Regions from separate parts of the Homo sapiens genome. Here region 2 is linked to region 1. Evidence: read pairs that join two places in POLR2A ChIA-PET (ENCODE). Cell type or tissue: OCI-LY7. All regions are shown on one strand.

The links. ChIA-PET counts read pairs that join two places held together with the same protein. Peaks named below come from ENCODE experiments on the same cell type or tissue, not always from the same donor. Only the 100,000 strongest peaks of a DNase experiment are listed, where the experiment ranks them.
Region 2: POLR2A ChIA-PET joins it to region 1 with 5 read pairs; 2 of 35 experiments call an interaction of 5 or more read pairs at or near these places.

The regions. Positions count from the first base shown.
Region 1 is chr13:50,150,479-50,155,478 of GRCh38, reverse strand. All of the region lies in intron 2 of DLEU1 (deleted in lymphocytic leukemia 1), which reads right to left. Among named protein-coding and RNA genes, the nearest start is that of DLEU2, 27 kb to the right of the region's middle. RefSeq lists an enhancer at 2,412-2,461. In OCI-LY7, no CTCF peak of the experiment used is centred here; DNase peaks (open chromatin) are centred at 2,368 and 2,968; H3K4me3 peaks cover 2,776 bases; H3K27ac peaks cover 2,334 bases.
Region 2 is chr13:49,286,844-49,291,843 of GRCh38, reverse strand. CDADC1 (cytidine and dCMP deaminase domain containing 1) reads right to left here. Exons shown (of 10, transcript NM_030911.4): 10 at 1-160. The coding sequence ends at 87. Among named protein-coding and RNA genes, the nearest start is that of CDADC1, 41 kb to the right of the region's middle. In OCI-LY7, no CTCF peak of the experiment used is centred here; no DNase peak of the experiment used is centred here.

The sequences.
Region 1 (5,000 bases):
ATGCCTGTTATCCCAGCTACTCGGGAGGCTGAGGCAGGAGAATCGCTTGGACCTGGGAGGTGGAGGTTGCAGTGAGCTGAGATCGTACCACTGCACTCCTGCCTGGGTGACAGAGTGAGACTTCATCTCCAAACAAAAAAAAAAAGACACCGACCTAGAGGTAAAAATATTCAAATTCCCTACGTTGCTACCTCTGACAAATGAGAACTACGGGTCCACACAAGTTCACTTATCAGTATACCCACCTAAAAGATGCATCTTTCCCTGTTTGGGGGCATATGATAGAATTATAAAAGTAAATGACTTCATTAAGATAAAATAGGTCTCTGGTGTTTCAAGACAAAACCACTGGACAAAGAACAGACAATGCATAAAAGAAATACCTAATGGCCAATAAATATACAAAGAGATGCTCAGCCTTGCTTGTAATGTAAATAATGCAAGGAAAACCAGTACAGCAATTTTTCTATCAGGATGGCAAACTCTAAAAGACTGACAGCAATGTAGGCATGCAGGGGAATGTGCGGAAACAAACACCTTTGTGTATTGCTGATGATAATGTAAATTTGTATGACTTGAGCATAAACTCAGCCAACTCAGCAAGTTTATCACTATCAAATTGTTAAATGTTTCCACCTTTTGACCCAACTTTTAAGGTTTCCTTAAACAGATAATTGTACATGTGAACAAAGAAGATGCAAAAACATATTAATTGCCATGTGATTTATAATAGTGAAAAACAGAAAATAAATTATGTCCACTAATAGAAGATTGGTTAAATAAATTATTGCTCATTCATTCAACCATTGGTTGAGGGCCTACTGAGTGCCAGATAGTATTCTATATACAATATATATAATGCATCCATTAAAATAATGATGTAGATCTATAGTGATTAGTATGGAAAAGGTTACAAAAGTTTGTATTGTATTTTTTCATTTTGTAAGAGTATGTATATATTTACTTATATATATTTATATGTGAATATATATGCATTGAGAATCATCTGTAAAGATGACCACCAATATGTTATATTACCCATGGTTATCTCTAGGATTGTTGTTGTTAGTATTGATCTTTATGAGAGTCATCTGTAAGGATGATCACCAATATGTTATACTACTAGTGGTTATCTCTGGGACTGTTGTTATTATTGATCTTTATATTTTTCAATACTGCTTGAATATTTTTACAATAAAGCTATATAATCTTCATACTCTAAAAATATTAGGAAAATTTTTGAAGGAAAAAAGAAACCTTTTGGTCAATTTAATCTTATTAATATGCAGGAGAAAATACCACACAGCCACAGAATTCCAGAAATCCAGCTGCAGTTCTAAGAAGTAAGACGCAAAAGCAGATGCTTGCCCACAGGATGAGGTAAACAGGGACGAAGCACAACGGTTCCATAGAGCTGAAATGCACAATGCAGCTGAATGTACTCTACTAAACTCGAAATCCAGGCCAGCAAAGTCTCCGAAGACTGCAAAGGCTAAAAACTAATAACAATAAACATATCATACACAGGGCTTTTATATAACTTGGAGGTCATTTGCATTGAAACATTGGTCCTTTAACAGTCTATAATGTTCCTAACTCTACATATTATTCCTCTTCCTTTAAAAAATAATTTTCCATGCACCCTCCCCATCCTCTTAATCCTACAAGACAGTTTTCAGTCTGAGCAGGTGGGGAATGCATATCCCAGTTTAAAGGCTAAAATACACTTGGCTTTACCTGATTTATGTTTATCTTAGCCAGAGTATCAAGTGCATATCAATAGCACTATCGTAATGCACATATATTTCCTTATTCTGCCATAATAAGTAGAATCAACAGGATGTGCATTGTAAAGGTAGATAGAGAAACCATAACACAGAGTGATATACCAGACAGAACTCATGCTAGAAATTCTCCCATGAATCTGAATACATGAATAGCTGGCTCAATATGAGCAACAACACAGAAACCTACAATCATATCCGATCTTTTTTCTGCTAGGAATGAACATTCACAGATTTCTCATGTTAAATGCTTGCAGCAATTTCTTAAAAGCCAGGACTTCCACTGTGAGAGGTGTACTACATATTCAACTTTGAATTTTTTAAGTTTTTGTTATGCTGTTATTTAATCTTACTGGGTTACATTACATTTTTCTACCTTGTACTATGTATGCACATAAAACAGCTGCTTTCTGAAATCCATATAAACTTCTGCTCCAGGTCTTTAAGATGGAATCAAATCCCAGCAGTAAGCAAACACCTTGCTTTTCACGGTTTTTACGATAAAAATTGAAAACGAAACTTGAAGACATTTGGTTCAGTCAAACGGAACAAACAAAGCAAGTACTATAGTCTGGTGTCTTTTATTAGGCCAACTTTGAGTTCTGAACACTCAGCTCTCTTGACTACACAGGAGTCTTAAGAACACGTGTTCATATGCACATGTATCTAACTTTACCATGGACTCATAAAATGCATCAAACATTCTACTTTTGTTACTTTCAAAAAACTGTTTTAAGGAATCAGGATAACCAGCCAGGGGATTTTTAAAAACTGAGAAAAATCTTCCGTGGCATATGACCTTTCTGATTAGAGAAAGGGCATATACAGAGGGTTGGCCAAGCTTCAGGTGGCCATTGTTAGTGAAGCCAAAAGACTTCAGTTAACTGTGTTACCTGTGCCAGAAGCACCAGGCTCCCTCTGGTTTCTCCAACTTACTCCCCATTTGTTATATTCTTTAGGCAAAAACTCCAACCTGAAGTACTCTGCTAGTGTTCGTAAAAACAAATTAGGCTGTATAGATCTGAGTGTCTTGCAAAAGCAAAGAAAATTTAGGAAGTCCCAAAAATATCAGACTGACCTATGTATTTTTCGGACATTCACCAAGTTAGTGAGAATAGGTCTGGTTACCCCTATTGGGCAAGGAAATGGTAACAGTTCAGGTTTCTGGGATTTACATTAATAGTTCAAAGTTAGACAGTGGAGTGGGAGACAGAGTGCAAGTCCTCTCCTTGCCTGCCAAAGCACGTCCTCACTGTGGTTGCTTCTTTAAGAATCTTTGTGAATGAAGCATTAAATGAAATGATTAAAAGAGAAAGAATACACCATGTTCATTATTCTGACGCTGCACAGTAAAAGTTACTTTCATTTTCTTTAATCACATTTTTGTAGAATGGTATCAGAAGTTTAAAACAGTCTAATCTCAAACTTCTTAAATAGTTGAAAGAAAAATCTCTAGGATAACAACTGAAGTAGTATAATCTTTTCTTATAACTGTTCAGGAATAAAAGGTTTATGTTTGCTTGTGTGTGTGTGTGTGTGTGTGTGTGTGTGTGTTCATAATCAGTGATTCATACTGAATCAATACCTTTTGTGGTTTTATTGAAATAATATGTTTGAAGTAATCAAGAAAATTTTTAACCTCGATTCAAATTTCAATACTTAAAGCTTAGTAAATTATTTATAACTTCTGTGCATTCAAAGGGAACAACCAAAAGATGAAAAGATAACCTATGGAATGGGAGAATTCACAAATCATATATCTGATAAGGGGTTAATATCCAGAATATCTAAGAAACTTGTGTTTTTACAACAACAACAAAAAAAACACCTGATTTAAAAATGTACAAAAGACTTGAATAGACATTTCTCCAAAAAAGATACACAAATGACCAACAAGCACAGGAAAAGATACTCAGCATCACTAATCATAAGAGAAATGCAAATCAAAACCACAATAAGATATCACTTCACACTCATTAAGATGGTCACTATCAAAAGAACAGAAAATAACAAGTATTAGTGAGGATGGGGAGAAATTGGAATCTTTGTGCACTGTTGGTGGGAATGTAAAATGGTGCAGTCATTATGAAAAACTGTATGGAGTTCCCTCAAAAAGATTAAAAATAGAACTACCATATAATCCACAAAGATATTACGCAAAGCAAAGCAAGCCAGTCTCAAAGGACAAATATTGTATTATTCCACTCAAATGAAGTATATAAAGTAGTTAAAATCATACAAACAGAAAGTAGAAAGGGAGTTCCTAAGGGCTGGCAGGGAGGAGAGAGGGAATCGGTGTTTAGTGGATATAGTTTCTGTTTTGCGTATTGAAAAAGGTCTAGAGATCTGCTGCACAACAATATGAATATACTTAACACTAGTGAAATATACATTGTAAATGGTTAAAATGGGCAGGCACAGTGGCTCATGCCTGTAATCCCAGCAGTTTTGGAGGCCAAGGCAGGAGGATCGCTTGAGACCAGGAGTTCAAGATCAGCCTTGGCAACATGGAGAGACCCCATTTGTACAAAAAATTAAAAAATTCGCCAGGCCTGGGGGCATGTGCCTGCAGTCCCAGCTACTCAGGAGGCTGTGGTGGAAGGAGGATCACTTGACCCCAGGAGGTCAAGGCTGCAGTGAGCCATGTTCGTACCACTACACTCTAGCCTGGGCAACAGAGTGAGACCCTGTTTCAATTTAAAAAAAAAAAAGAAAAGTTAAGATAGTAAATTTAATATTGTGGAATTTTTTACCACAATTTAAAAAACGCTTCAATCTAAAAAAAAAAAGGAATGTATTGTCAACATCTTTTAGGTTATGTCTAAATAATGAACTAAATTTAAAAAACAGAGTTCAATTCTTTGAAAAATATTTTACTAACATATTGTTTGACAAAAATAATAAATGCACTGAGATGTTTTTGTTAACATGATTATATTATACTTAAATTCTTGTGGTAAGTATAATACTATATTTATGTCATGGCAATATAATTTTGGGATTATTAAGCCTAGAAGTCCAGAAAAACTCATCCACTGTGTTAAACTAAATGATCTCTCCAACATTCCATCTGAGTCCAAAATCCCATAATCCTTATCCATTTATTAATAAGAACTAAATGGAACACTTCTTCCATTTTTTAGAGACACACATACACTTCTATATCTCAAAAGCTTAAAGGAGCAGTTTACATGAACACATAGAAGGTATAGTGTT
Region 2 (5,000 bases), 860 kb after region 1:
ATCCTTATTTTCTGAATGAACAAGGCTGAATTTTAGAAGTGCAATGAAAAGTTCTTGAGGTTCCCCTGCAGTGTAGACAGGCCTTCTTAGTGGATTCCGAGGCGCAGCTTCTTGTCCTGGTGCTGCTCTTCCTTCTGTGGGACAGGTCTCAACACACCATCTAGCATTGAGAATAACGCTAGGTCAGGACAGCTTCATTTCAAACCCATGGGCACTTGTTTCAGCCTTACATGTTGTAAGAGCAAAACAATGCTTAAGTTAAAGGAACTTTCACTTTATTTTATCTTCAAATTCTCAATTGTAGAGAATCCAATCTAGATAACTTACTCTCAGGCAATACAGAATCTGGCTTTTAAAAACTGGATTCACATTGGCCGGGTGCAATGGCTCACGTCTGTAATTTTAACACTTTTGGAGGCTGAGGAGGGAGGATAACTTGATCCCAAGAGTTCAAGACCAGCTTGGGCAGCATAGGGAGACCCCATCTCTACAAAAAAAATTTTTTTTTTTTAAACAGGTGTTGTGGCGCACACCTGTAATCCCAGCTACTCAGGAGCCTGAGGTGGGAGGACTGTTTGAGCCCAGAGAGGCCAAGTCTGCAGTGAGCCATGACTGTGCCACTGCATTCCAGCCTGGGTGACACAGCGAGACCCTGTCTCAAAAAAAAAAAAAACCAAAAACTGAATTCACTCAACAGTGTACGGCAAGTAATTCATAAAACTTTTTGTTTTATGTTTTTGGTGGGGGGACGTCCTATTACTAGACTGGAAGAAATAAAATGTACCTCCTAAGGGAGAAGGGGACTGTGTGTGGGGTAGGGAGAATCTGGGGACTGGAAGGAAGACGGACTTATCTGACTGGGCAGGCTGGGAAAAGAGTATGGCTTCAACCTCTTCCTGGCTTTTGTGTTTAATAGCTTTATTTGTACAATAAATGATACATGTTTAAAGTATGCAATAAACTAAACATAAAGTGTATAGCTTGATGAATTTTTTTAATTTACTTTTTGATTTGTAATATTTGTAGAGATGGGGTTCTCAGTCTGTTACCCAAACTGGTCTTGAACTCTTGGCCTCAAGCAATCCTCCCACCTCAGCCTCCCAAAATGATGGGATCACAGGAAGGAGCCATTTTGCTTAGTCCAGTTTCATGATTTCTGACATAAGTACACATTCATGAAACTATCCCCACAGTCAAGACAATGAACATATCTATCACCTGCAAAAGCTTCTTTCTGCCCCTTTCTTCCCATCTTTTGAGGGATTTCCTGCCCTGAGCCTGTATGTTCTGCCCTGCTGTTTCCTTGTCCTAAGGACACCTGGGCCAGGGCTCAGACTTGCCTTCCAGAGGTAGATCTGGAAAGCCACCCCTCTCTCTTTCTTGTTCTCATCATATCATGTAATATTTGAAACATTCTCTCTCTCTATATATAATGTATTATGTAATATATAATAATACATACATAATACAGATGGGAGTTCTAAAGCCTAACAATAAAATGAACACTCATGAACTTACTGCCCCAAAAGAGTTACAGTTTGTTTAAAACTGAATAAAACTACATTATGTGTGTTGGGGGGAGATGGAAAAAAAACAAAACATACTGCCGAATCCAACAACTAGAACATTATCAATTCCCGTGCGCTCCCTCTCTCGTCCCATCCCCTTTCACCCCACTCAGAGGCAACTCCTATCTTGATTTTTGTGTTTATCAATCGATTGCTTCTTAACAATAACTTTACTGTATATACTATATATTAAAGTATATTTTATTTATTTATTTATATATTTTTTGAGACAGGGTCTGTCTCAGTCTGTTACCCAGGCTGGAGTGCAGTGGTGTGATCTCAGCTCACTGCATCCTCAACCTCCTGGGCTCAGGTGATCCTCCTATGTCAGCCTCTGCGGTAGCTGGGACTACAGGCACAGGCCACCATGCCAAACTAATTTTTTGTATCTTTTGTAGAGATGGAGTTTTGCTGTGATGCCCAGGCTGGTCTTGAACTCCTGGGCTCAAGCAATTGGCCCGCTTCAGTCTCCCAATATGCTGGGATTATAGGTGTGAGCACCATGCCTGGCCTACCACATTTAACCAATATATGGTATGTCTTTTTGAACTTTATACAGAAATGGTATCATAATTCTGTAGTTTGCTTTGTTAAATTCAACATTTATATTTCTAAGATTCATCCATGTTGAAGAATGTAGCTCTAGTTCATTTGTTTTCACTGCTATATGGTAGTCCATTGTGGGAATACACCATAATATTTTTATCTAACCACCCAAAACAAACATTTGTGTTATTTCCAGTTTTTGCTTTTAAAAACAATATAGCAACAAATTCTTTGTCTCTCTGACTCTTATACAATATGCAAGAGTTTCTCTAGGGCATACGCTTATAAAAAATGCTATTTCAGGCCAGGCGTGGTGGCTCATGCCGGTAATCCCAGCACTTTCGGAGGCCAAGGCGGGCAGATCACCTGAGGTCCAGAGTTTGAGACTAGCCTAGCCAACGTGGTGAAACCTCGTCTCTACTAAAAATACAAAATTAGCTGGGCATGGTGGTGCATGCCTGTAATCCCAGATACTTGGGAGGCTAAGGCAGGAGAATCTCTTGAACCTGGGAGGTGGAGGTTGCAGTGAGCCAGGATCACGCCACTGCACTCCAGACTGGGCGACAGAGTGAGACTCCGTCATAAAAAAAAAAAAAAAAAAAAAAAAAAGCAAAAAAAAAGCTACTTCCGTGCAATGTTAATTTGCATTTCTCTGACTACTAATAAGTTTAATCATCTTTTCATGTGTTGATTGGGTGAACTAAGTTCAGTTCACTCACCTTGCAGCAGACCCAGACCTGATCTCAGATCCCAGCTTATATGGACATTTGTCCCCAGGATAGCTCTGGCTATTGTGTTCGCTTACTATTGCTCCTCAGATTCTAGCAAAATGCCTTCTTATCTCTATTTTGTTCTTAGGAGAATATTTCTCTTATTTTCTTGAAAGCTCCATGACTCTTTAAAAAGAATGCTTGTTATGGGTTACCTGGGTTCCATTTGCATGGAGTGGAAGGGCACTTGAGAGTTGTCAGTCACACTGCCTGCCTTCCTTCTCTGTTTGTCCCTGCTACTGGCACTGAGAGAGTATCCAGCAGCAAGTCCCCCTCTGAGTTAGACAGACTGATTTACCCAAAAGTCAAGCCCCAGTCTAACAACAAAGCTGGTGTTGTAACTTTCATCTGTTGATTCTGGTGTCTATTTCTCAACTGAATCAAAAATTGGAAAGGAATTACATACTGTATGATTCCATTTATATGAAATGGCCAGAATAGACTAATCCATAAAAACTGAAAGAGTGGTTGCCTAGGGCTAGGGGGAGTGAAGAATGGGGAGTGACTGCAAATAGGCATGAGACTTCTTTCTCAGATAATGAAAATGTTCTGAAATTATGTTGTAGTGATGCCTGTACAACTTCGTGAATCTACTAAAGAAGCAAATTTATGATAGATGAATTACATATCAGTAAAACTATCATATAATTAAAAAGGAAATGGGGTATTGCTTACTGAGATCAAACACTTGTTCAAAAATGCATAAACATAAACTTAACTGTTCAGTTGAACTGTCACAAAGCAAACATATGTAACCATCATCTGGGTCAATAAATAAAACATTGCCAGCAAACCAGAAGCCTTCCTTTTGTCCCCTCCTTCCAATCTTGGGGCTTTAACCACAGCATGTCTTCCTTTTCCTTAGTAATCTAGGAATAATAAATCCTAGATACAAGCCCTTTGTTGATTATAAGTGGCAAGTATCTTCTCATATTCCATGGCTTGCCTTTGCACTCTTGTAGTGATATCTTTTTTTTTTTTTTTTTTAAGGCAGGGTCTCACTCTGTTGCCAAGGTTGGAGTAGAGTGGTACAAGCATGGATCACTGCAGCCTCAACCTCTTCATGCTTAAGAGATCCTTCCACCTCAGCCTCCTGAGTAGCTGGGACCACAGGCATGTGCCACCACAATTGGCTAATTTTTGTATTTTTTGTAGAGAGAGGGTTTTGCCATGTTGCCTAGCCTGGTTTCAAACTCCTGGGCTCAAGCAATTCACCCACCTCAGCCTTCCAAAGCACTGGGATTACAGGTGTGAGCCACTGCACCTGGCCTAGTAATATATTTTAATGAACAGATATTCTTCATTGTAGCATAGATAAATTAACCTTTTTATGATTCGTGCTTTTTGTATCCTTTCCCTAACATAGGAAATTATTCATTGGCCCCTTCAAACACTGTCATTGAGTGTACATTATTTAATCAGATGTATAGATAGACAGAGAGACAGACCGATAGATAGATAGATAGATAGATAGATAGATAGATAGATAGATACAGCCTTTTTTGCTAATAAATTTTTAAAAAGAAAGATGCAGTGGATATGTACTTTTTTCCAAATTGCAAACAATACATTTTCTATTTGAATCAAATAAAGCTAATTCAGAACACTGAAAATCAATATATTCACAGAAAAATTATTCTAAGACCTTTATACTTCTTGATTTTTCAAGGTTAAAAAATTGTTATTATCAAGAAAACTTACAGAAAACTTCCATTTACTTCAAATCCAAATAATTCGATAATATAGTTACTGTTTTATTTTTATTTTTAGAGACAGAGTTTTGCCCTGTCGCCCAGGCTGGAGTGCAGTGGCGCTATCTCGGCTCACTGCAAACTCCACCTCCTGGATTCAAGTGATTCTCCTGCCTCAAACTCCCAAGTAGCTGGGATTACAGGCATGTGCCATGATACCTGGCTATTTTTTGTATTTTTAGTGGAGACGAGGTTTCACCATGTTGGCCAAGCTGATCTCGAACTCCTGATTTCAAGTGATCCCCCTGCCTTGGCCTCCCAAAGTGCTGGGATTATAGGCGTGAGTGACCACACCTGGCCTATAGTTACTATTTTAGAATAATATTATATAGCACTCATATCTAAAATTATGTGCCTAAAGAATT